Linked DNA regions of Mus musculus: region 2 is linked to region 1. Evidence: chromatin loops called from intact Hi-C (ENCODE). Cell type or tissue: left cerebral cortex. All regions are shown on one strand.

Evidence for each region. Peaks named below come from ENCODE experiments on the same cell type or tissue, not always from the same donor. Only the 100,000 strongest peaks of a DNase experiment are listed, where the experiment ranks them.
Region 2: it touches region 1 in a loop (2.5-fold over the local background); 3 of 42 quality-filtered maps call a loop at or near these places.

Annotation. Positions count from the first base shown.
Region 1 is chr10:53,861,122-53,866,121 of GRCm38, reverse strand. No RefSeq gene overlaps it. Among named protein-coding and RNA genes, the nearest start is that of Fam184a, 110 kb to the right of the region's middle. In left cerebral cortex, a CTCF peak has its summit at 2,463 (motif pointing left); a DNase peak (open chromatin) is centred at 2,463.
Region 2 is chr10:54,267,421-54,272,420 of GRCm38, reverse strand. No RefSeq gene overlaps it. Among named protein-coding and RNA genes, the nearest start is that of Gm26177, 41 kb to the left of the region's middle. In left cerebral cortex, no CTCF peak of the experiment used is centred here; a DNase peak (open chromatin) is centred at 2,486.

The DNA of each region.
Region 1 (5,000 bases):
GGTGGCTTCCTGGGCAGTTTCCCTGAGCCAGTAACCTCTACTCCTGGGTACAACAAGAGCCACCTCCTTTCCACTATAATGGTCTCCACTCACCTGCTTGGTTCAGGGTACCAGGCAAAGGAAATCCATACAGTCAAAGCCAGACTAAAAATCTAGAAGATTGGGCTTGACTCTAGTTAAGAGTCCAGAATAAAGAAAACTCCTTTTTGTTTATTTTATTCTAGACATTATAATATAATTATATCATTTTCCCTCCCCCTTCTCCCTTCAAACTTTCCCATATACCCCCTCCTTACTCTCTCTCAAATTCATTACCTCTTTCTTTATTAACTGTCACTACACCCATAAATGTATATTAATGCATTCTGCTCAGTCTGCATAATGTTATTTATATGTGTGTTTAGGGATGACAATTTGGTGTTGGATAATCAATTGGTGTGCTCTTCCCTGGGAAAGACTATAGTTCTTTGTGTAGGGCTGAGGGGTCCTGGGCATTCCCCTGTCTACTTCAGCATGTCTATTGTTATTGTCCTTGTTTTTAAGCTCATGTTTAGGCAGTCGTTTTGGTGAGACTTCATGGATGTAGCTTCTGACATTACTAGGAGACAAATCTCACAGCAGCTCTCTGATCCTCTGGCTCTTTACAATCTTTCTGTCCCCTCTTCTATGATGTTCCCTGAGTCTTAGGTGCTGAGTTGTTTTGTAGATGTATCTATTGAGACTGCTCTCTAGAACTCTGCATTTTGATTAGCTGCGGTTTTCTGTAATGGTCTCTGACTGTTTCAAAGAGAAGTTGCCTTGATGAACAGTAAGAATTACACTTATCTGTTAGTATAAGGACCAATATTTAGAGGGTAGTTGAGGGTTATATGGGTTTAGGAAAGTGGCAGTTGTGAGTTCTCCCCCAAGATCCATGACTTTGCTACCCATGGTAGTTGGGTAGCTTTCTGGTAGTAGGCATGATTTCCCTCTTGTTGATCAAGTGTTAAGTCCAATTTGACAGCTGCTGATCAAGGCTACACTACTGGGATTGAGCTCCTAAATAAAAGAGACAGTTCCTTCGGAGCTATGTGAACCTCTCTCCTGGATTGGGGGGCAGGGGTGGGAGACTGTTTGTTGGTTTATTTGTATTTAAATCTTTGGCCATTGTAGCTCAAAAATGTATCATCCTATCTGTGCTTTCATCTTACAGTTCTCTGTATTCAGCTGTCTTTTTTTGGTTAATTTTTTTTCTTTTTTGTAAGGACGTGGGTCATCATCTTAGCCATTCATCTTACTGAGCACCTCAGGCAGGATCTTCACTATAAGCTGAGACACTGAGGTTTTGAAAGCCGTCCTTTCCTTGTCTAAATCGATTGCAAAAACTGTCTTGCCAGGTTTAGGCTACAAATTCAAACTGTCTTATTTGCTACTTTGTATTTCTAAAAAGCCAGGAGACTTTCTATTGCTGAGCCTTACTCTGTGGTCATCCACATTGCTCGAAGAATTAGACATCCATCTCTAAACACCTATTGGGCATATTATCTCATTTAATCACCCAAACATCTTGAGAAAGCAGCACATTTTATCTGGGCTCCCAGAAAAGCAAATTGAGGGATAAAGAAATGAAGAACATGTTGCCAAGGTCACAAGTATGGATTGAAACAGAATTTAAATTGCCCCCTGGTACACACACCTCTACTTGACCCCGAAGATCTATTTTTTCCCACTGAGCTAAGCTGCCTTTCATAGAGAGCCTGGGGGCTTTCAGGCTATCATGAGGTTACATTAGGAAATAAGGAGTGCAGATAAATTCCCCCAGTGCTCTGTTCCTAAAAGCATACAGAAAACAAACCTCAGACCCAAAGACTTTTGCATGAGCCAAGAGAAGATGAAAGGAATTATCAAATGCTTATATGATTACCTGGGTAACCTTGCCAGTGCTCTCTCTGTAAGTGCATGGTGATCAGCCAGGGCAGTGGAAGGAGTTTTTTTAGATATGGGCATTTTTCATTTACTCGTGTGATTTGCTAAGCTTGGTATGTGGGGAGGGAAATGGCTGATGTCTACTTGGCGTAACAACGGACCAAAAAAAAAAAAAATGAAATCATTTCACTCATGCTTAGAAATGACATTTTAAACCGTCTTCAATCTAGGTGTATCTATTTCTGTGTTTGTAGCCCCTGGGAGAATAGGACCTGAATTCTCATGTGCTGAGAGCAAAGTGGAGATCTGTGTTAGGCAGTAGGATGATCCTGAAGAGGGAGAGTTAATGTTTGACAAATGTCAAACACAAATGGCTATTGATTAGTAAGAGGGATCATTGGCAAGAAGATATTAAGACTTTCAGGGGACTGCTGACTGTTACCAGTTTTCACTTTTGTAATATTTGAGGGGAAAGCAAAGGCAGATAGATCTTGACTCCCTGAGGTTGGGCAGCTTGACGCTTTCTAAGAGCATCTGTAGCTTTCTAGTGCCATCATGTGGTCGCTTCTGAATTTGTTCAAAAACCCTGCCAGAGCCTGGCCTGGTAGAGAAGCTACATGATTCACACAGCAGCCTGATGAGATGGCATAACACTTAACTGGCTGGTGCCACATCTGATATTCAGTAACAATGGGTATGCGCTGAGGAGAAGTTAGGAAAAGAATTGCTGAGGAGCTCGCTGGAAGTGGAGTGGATGGAGCCAGCAGAATGCGGGCTTTAGGACTTGATCATGTAGTCAGGAAGTGGGCTAGGAAGAAATGTATCCACTGAGATTATGGTCACACTGATAGGCCAGGGCTCAAAACTCAAGTTTTAATCCCTGAAAAGGAAGATTCAACAAAGGTATGTACGGGTCGTGATCATCATATCATGGAAGGAAAAAGAAGAAGGAACCTGAGATGAAACAGTTACCTAGCCTGCTCAGTGGCTTTTAGAAGAACCTGCTATCCCTTATACTTCTTCAAGAGAATGCCTGAGTCTTCAGAGTCCCTCCTGCCTGCTCGTCAAGAGAAAGGTTCCTGTTGGATACTTCCTGCTGTGCCTTTTACCTCCAAAGGGGGACAGAATCTTTACACTAGAGACAACCAGGAGGTCTAGAGCTGCATCTTCTGGGGGGAGGGATAGTTTTGGGGCGTTAAAAAAATCAATGTGTAGGAGGTCACAGGCTCTGTGTAGACAAACAAATCCAAAGCAAAGGAGAAAAGTAAAACTCTGTATTTTGAGCCTGCTACCCAGAAGGAGTCATCCATTGTCCCTTGTGTGTTGGCAGATGTAGATTGCTTTGGACGCAGGTGTGGGTTACTTTGTAGTACAGAAATAGAAACTCCTGAAGTTCTGACATGGACATGGTAAGAGGAAGCTTCAATAGAAGAGGCTAGAAGCGGAGCATGCTATATGGTTGGTCAGGAAGTGAGGGTATGTTTGTCCTCTGTGGCTGTGATACTTCCTCACTTGGACGTGAGAGCCAAACTTAGAGAATAGGACTATTCAAGCCCTCACCATGTGGGGCTGGTTGTAGCAGTTTTGCATGCTTCCTAATTGTCAAGAGCAATAAAACCTTGACTTCCTTCAAGTCTTATTTTACAGGGGGGCTAGTCCATTTTGATCATTTGTTTTTAACTCCAAGGGGCTACAACTCAATAATCTGACTAAAAGCAAAGGGTCAGTGCTGGGAGACCTCCCTTTTGAGTCAGAGACGAAGCTGCCACAAGATTCCAATTCTGTTCATTATAATTGCTGCAACAAATTACCTGACACAGAAACTTACAAAAAGGGAAATGTACTTTAGCTCACAGTTTCAGACATTAGTCAGCTATATTCATTGCTTTAGGCCTGAGGCAAGACATATTATCAAGGCAGCAGGGTGTGCTCCCCTAAGGCAGAAAGAAAGAAGCTAGGGCAAGATCCAATCCCTTAGCACATGCCCTCAGCCTCAAGTGAACCACATTGTCAAGTGGCCATTCCCCCCAAAACACAGCACAGCCAACTGGGGACCAAGTTTTTAATACAGGGGCCTGTGAAGACATTTAATGTTTGAACTACAGCATCACCCCATCTGGTCAGAATGATGCCTTTGAGTGGACAGGACCATGATGAAGGCCACTGGCAAATGCTGTAGTGAATTAGTGGCTCGGACCAATAGCTAAGATGGACTTATGCTAAGCCCTTCCTGGCAGCTAGGGTATGGCCAAGGAATGCAGTTATCTGCAGTCTCAGTCATGGAGAAGGTACTGTAAGAGATGAATATCAGGGAAAGAAGAAAGTGCCCCTGAGGTTAGTGAGAACAGAGTAAAAGTAGCTGATTTGGTAGACTACTGGGGAAGATGAAAGATGGGAGATGAAAGGAAGTTGCCAGTGATTTGTCAGTGTCTTTGTGCTAACCTGATCCAGGTCAGAACCTCTGTTTGACTTTCTAGATATGACCCTAAGCTGGAAAGAACAGAGGACTTGGCACACAAACCTAAGGTGCTCATCTGTAAGGGGGAACTTTTCATTTCTTTTTCATCACTGAGGATCCAACTCCAGACCTTACTTGTGGCATCTCTAGGAGAGAGTGGCACGTGTGCTAATATCATTCGCATACAGACGGAATAATCCCAAGCTGTGCAGGAGCAAAGCCACGGTGCTTTTCTTTCCTGTCCACAATTTTTATTCCCATCTTTATGCATTCTTCAACTAGAGGTGGACCCACACAACTCTCTTCTAACACTGACATTTAGTTGTCAAGTGCTTATAAATTGTGCAGTTGCACAGAAAACTCCAGTTGTAGCAAAATGGACTGGACCTATAAACGCTCTCTTGGAATGGTCAAGATTGGGTGAGTTAACCAGAAAGGAATTAGGTTCCAGGTGAGAGTGTATTTGTTTTTAATTTCCAACAGCCCTCCTTGAGGGCTGATATGGAAAGATAAAACGTTTACCCAAATCTTGTGCATAATTTAAGCTCTGTCTATTTTCAGCCTGAATAGTTCCTCAATATTTTCCTTTCAGTTTATCTCACAGTTGTCATTAAACCCATTTTGAGAAGGAAAATAT
Region 2 (5,000 bases), 410 kb before region 1:
TTGTTTCTTAGACTACTATAGTGCAGATATGAAGTCACCCCAAATTAGATAGGTATAAAATCTACTACAAGAAGAAGGTTATCAATTTAACTACCTGAGAATTTTAAATGATAAGAAGAAAAAACAAGAAAGCAGGACTGGATGTGAAATCTGTTGGAATAATTTTATATACTTAATAAAGATGTGGTGACTGAAGATCTTGCAGTACTACAACCGGGTTACAACATATCTAAATTACAAATAGCTTCCTCCTTTAAAATATTATAAATTGTGAGCTGCTTTCTTAGAGGCATAATTAGAATGAGTGGAATCACCTGGACCACGTTAATATCTGCTTCACAGTTAGAAACAGGTTCCCCCTCTCAACTTCCTGGGACACTGAAGGGTACACTTACACCTGAACTCTTTAAGACTGTCAGCCTGGGTGACTCCGTCCTCATGCAAGCTTGATACAGTGCAAAGACCTGTGCTTCAAAAGGCTTTCTCACCGCATTGAAAACTCTTAATAGTTTTAGAAAGAAAGACACTGTATTCTTAATTTGCATGCTGCCCTTCAGATTATGTGCTCAAGCCAGTACACAGAGCAACTAATTAAAATGCAGGAATTCATTCCTGTGCCACGGGATCATCACAGTGCCTGAAGTAGACTGTATAAAGAAAAAAATGTACACCGAGAGAATCAAGTCAAAATCACTCCCTCGTTTCCAAGACAGATCAATTTATAATTCTTTGTCTGCTCTAACTGGCTTTCTGCAGGATGTATGGAAAGACGCTGAGGAGGTGGCTTAGTCAATACACTGTCTATCACGTGGGAAGCCTTAGTCTGATCACCAGTACCACATAACACTGGCTGTGGTGGTGGATAGCTGTAATCTATGCACTCAGGATATATAAGTCAGAAGACCAGAAGTTCAAGTTTAGCCTCACTATATATTGAGTTCAAGCCATCATGAGCAACATGAGACTCTTCCTCAAACAAAGAAAAATGTGTGTGCGGGGTGAGGGGGTAGGTGTTGGGGGGTGTTAAAACAGTCTTTCCCACTGACAACTATTTCTAATATAACTACACCATATTCTCCTCCCATTTCAAATAACCATGTATGTTACTCAACCCTACCTGTGTATGCAGGTTATGCTCTCATCCAGATCAATATAAGCTTACTCAGAACCCTGGGGTACCTAAGCAGGCTACCGTGCTTCATTTTATAGCTCATTTCTATAAAACTTCTTAACATGGACACTAAAGATAACTTTGGAATTCATCAGGAAGATCCCCAATGGCCTTGAGCAAAGAGAGGACTCTTAAACTGTGGACTCAGCAAATACTATGAGTCACCCTGTTTCTGGAAGAGCCAAGAAAGTGATTTGACTGACAGGTAAAGGAGCCCCATAGGCTGATGCCAGCATGCAGTTCTATGGGTACCTTTGGAGATCCCTATGTAGCTGACATCATCTCATCTATCTGTTGGGGTAAAGTTGATGGAGATGTTATTTCTATATGACTTTCTTCCCATGCCACAGTGACTGGACAACAGAGCCATCAGTTTACAAAACTGATTCTTCCCTGAGAATTTGAACTGAGTTTCCTAGAATGAGAGTCATGTAATAGAGACTTCCACTGAAAATCCATGCAGAGGTGGACAGAATGTTCCTTTGTGAGTATTGAGTATACTGTTTCACTCAGAGACAGACAAGAAACCCCAAGCAGATGGAGAAAGAGGGGCAGTATCTCCATTCCTCAGCTCTCCAGTTGCCAACTCCATTCTCCCACTTATTTCCACATTTATTATATTAAGTAAACATCCCTCATCTGTCCCCTTTCAACTTTGCCCCTTGCAATCAAAGGTCTAATGTACATACATGCCTAAGAAACATGCGAAGACATTTGAGAGTTCTCCTTGTGAAACTGAAGTGTCAAAACTTGGTTTGCCTAAGGTAAAGGCTCCTAGGCTGGGAGGTCACCATTATCATTAGAGAAGAATACAACTTCTCTCACCTCAAAACAAACTAACAATTGTAGCAGTCCTACCTCCACTAAAAATGTGATTCTCTCCAGGGCCCATTCCAGCTGTCTCAGACACAGTCACTCAAGACTTAGAGGCAGCCTTGTTCCCTTCCTTTTGTCAAATAAACAGAAAACCAGCCTTACCTGGGAAGTCCAGAAGCCCAACTCTCCCACAGTCAGAGCATCAGCGTGAGAACAAACATTAGTGACACCAAATCAATAAGGATTCCTAGAAACTCAGGTGGAAAACATTATGCTCCTAAGGACAGGTACAAATCCATGAGAGGCCAATATTCTAAAGCTTTTGCAATGGTCACGCAAGCCCTTGCCTATCCCATGGCTGATCTACTTTGAGAGTGAATGAATGCAGGGGGTAGTTCCTGTAATTCTTCTCATTACTTCTTAACACTGACTCATCTGTTCTCCTTCAGCAAACTTGCACTGGAAGATGATGCCAAGAATTCTCCTTTATTCTCCACACATTTGGCACACAATTGGACCCAAGGAAGGCATTTGAAAATCCTCATTTAACTGAACTGATTGAAAGGCTAGTTTCCCAAATGAGGTTGGTAACTTTCTATTTATTGTATGGTAGAATCCAGCCCAGCATCTTGATGGATAAAAGAAAAACGTGTAAAACACAAGGGAAAACGCTTCACCTACCCTAACCTCAAAACCTTGATTGATTTTCTAGTCTTTGTTGAATTTTCCCCCCAATATTATTAAAGACTTTTTCACAACATGGATTTCTTCCAGGCAAAGCTTAAAACACATTATTTCAGCCCAGTTGAAGTCTTGCACACATATCCACAAAGGACATATTACTTTTGCCTAAAGCAGATCCTTTGTTTGTTGAGCTTTCCCTTAACACAGCACACAGCACTTTGCATAGCTGTCTGGACACCCTGGGCACTTAATAAGCACTTACTGTTTTAAGTAGTTTACTGTCCTGAGAGAGCCTTTGAAACAGATCAAGACTACAAGTGGAATGGATTCTTAAAGGCTGTAGTTTTTGTTTTTTTCTAAATAAAGCATCAAAAGGAAAGGACAGCAGCCACTGTTCCTCCTCAACAACTGTGTCATACCATCACGTCGAGAGGAGAGCTTGCTCTTGAGTATGGTTGCCTGCAGAGATTACCCACCTGCCTCTCAAGCCAGATGGTTATGAGTTAGTAGATTCTCTGTGGCCTGCCTTACCCTCTCCCCTGGATTGGTTGATTCCTTCTGTTCCTTTTGAAGATTAACCTCCATCACCCTAGGGTTCTCTTACTACAGGACAGACCCTGTGGCTCCACTGATCTGCTTGATGCCTTTGGATTGCATCTAATCCACACAAAGCTACTTTTCTCCTACATGATGTAGTGGGCTAGTCAAACATTTTGTTGTTGTGGAGAAATATCTAATAGAACAATGTGAAAATGAGAAAATGCTTACTTCATTATTTTGTGATGATATGCTCATAATTTCATAACTTATTCTGTGGTCAGCTAACTTCATTAATTTGGGGCCTAAATGAAGGGCTAGCACCATGGGACTTAAATGTATCTCAAGGCAGATGGGAAGCTGGGAGACAAGGAGAATAGGAAGACGGGGTGGGGAGGGAAAAGGGGAGCATCCAGGCCCAGTTATAAAATGCTGAGATCCCACTTCAAAACCATGCCCCCAGTGACTTACTTCTCTCAGCTATGCCTACAGCAGAAAGATGGCAGAGCCTCCTAAAATAGTGTAGCAGCTGGGGAGAAAGCTACCAGACAATGAGGCTATGGGAGACATTTCCTGTTGAAATCATCTTTCTGCCCTCCTTTTCTGCCTTCTTTCTTCATTTTCCATGTTTCTTTTAGACAGGCATTAAATTGACATATGCTTTGCCTCTGAAGAAGCAAACACTGAGAAAGCCAGTTGGTTCATTAAAGGAACTCATAAGGAGACTACAGTGTAGCTATTCAGGTGATGCTGTATGGTAGATATGATCAGGATATACACATGGGGAACTGTTTGAGTCTTCTAGAGAATTCAGAAAATTATAGGGATGATATGCCAAGGCTTTACTTATTTTTTAAGATTTATTTATTTATTTTATGCATGTGAGTACATTGTAGCTACACTGTTGCTCTCTTCAGACACACCAGAAGAAGGCAGCGGATATCATTACAGATGGCTGTGAGCCACCATGCGGTTTCGGGAATTGAACTCAGAACCTGTGGAAGAGCAGTCAGTGCTCTTAACCACTGATCCATCTTTCCAGCCCAGATATGCCAAGTTTTAAGGACTATTAAGTGTTTTCTAAAATGCTAAGCTATTGACCAATATTTTCATGCATTATTTCTAGATAATATGAAGAAAATGATGGACAAGATTATCTATATAGTCTAGAAATTTTACTCAAATAGGTGTTAAAGGTAGGAAAGTTATCTGTGTAGTTGTCAGAATGTTTTTAAGACTATACTTAAGCATTCATCTATTTTTACAGCTCATTACATTTACTATTCTCTTTTCCTTTAACTGGAGTATTTAATGACATCTTAAATGTCACTATGAATGTAATAACAAAGCTCATGGTCCTGGCTAGTCATGAGAGGTTTCTCTGTTTTATTGCTAAATTGTAAAAATTAAGTGGAAAGCTTATAATATAAACTAAATATATTTAGTGCTATCATAACTTAGTGATTATTCTACAGATTCTTACAAAAATAGGAACATATAAATTGTCACATATAAATAACTAGCCATGATTGTCCTTGTGTTTGGGTAAAAGTTCCCTCTTTATCCTGCTTAGGAAAATCTCTCTATAATTACCTAATGCTAAAACTTAAAAATTCTACTCCCAAAGATCAAACTTTAGATTGAATAGAAAGTCTCCTTCCAAAATAAACCTTAAAGCAGGCATTGGAATGAGATAAGCATTATCACACAACAGCACCTTAAAGAGAATTAGTTTATCAAATGTTCTTTACCTGATAACTAAGTTCAAGTGGGTTACCAAGAAAATAGGATT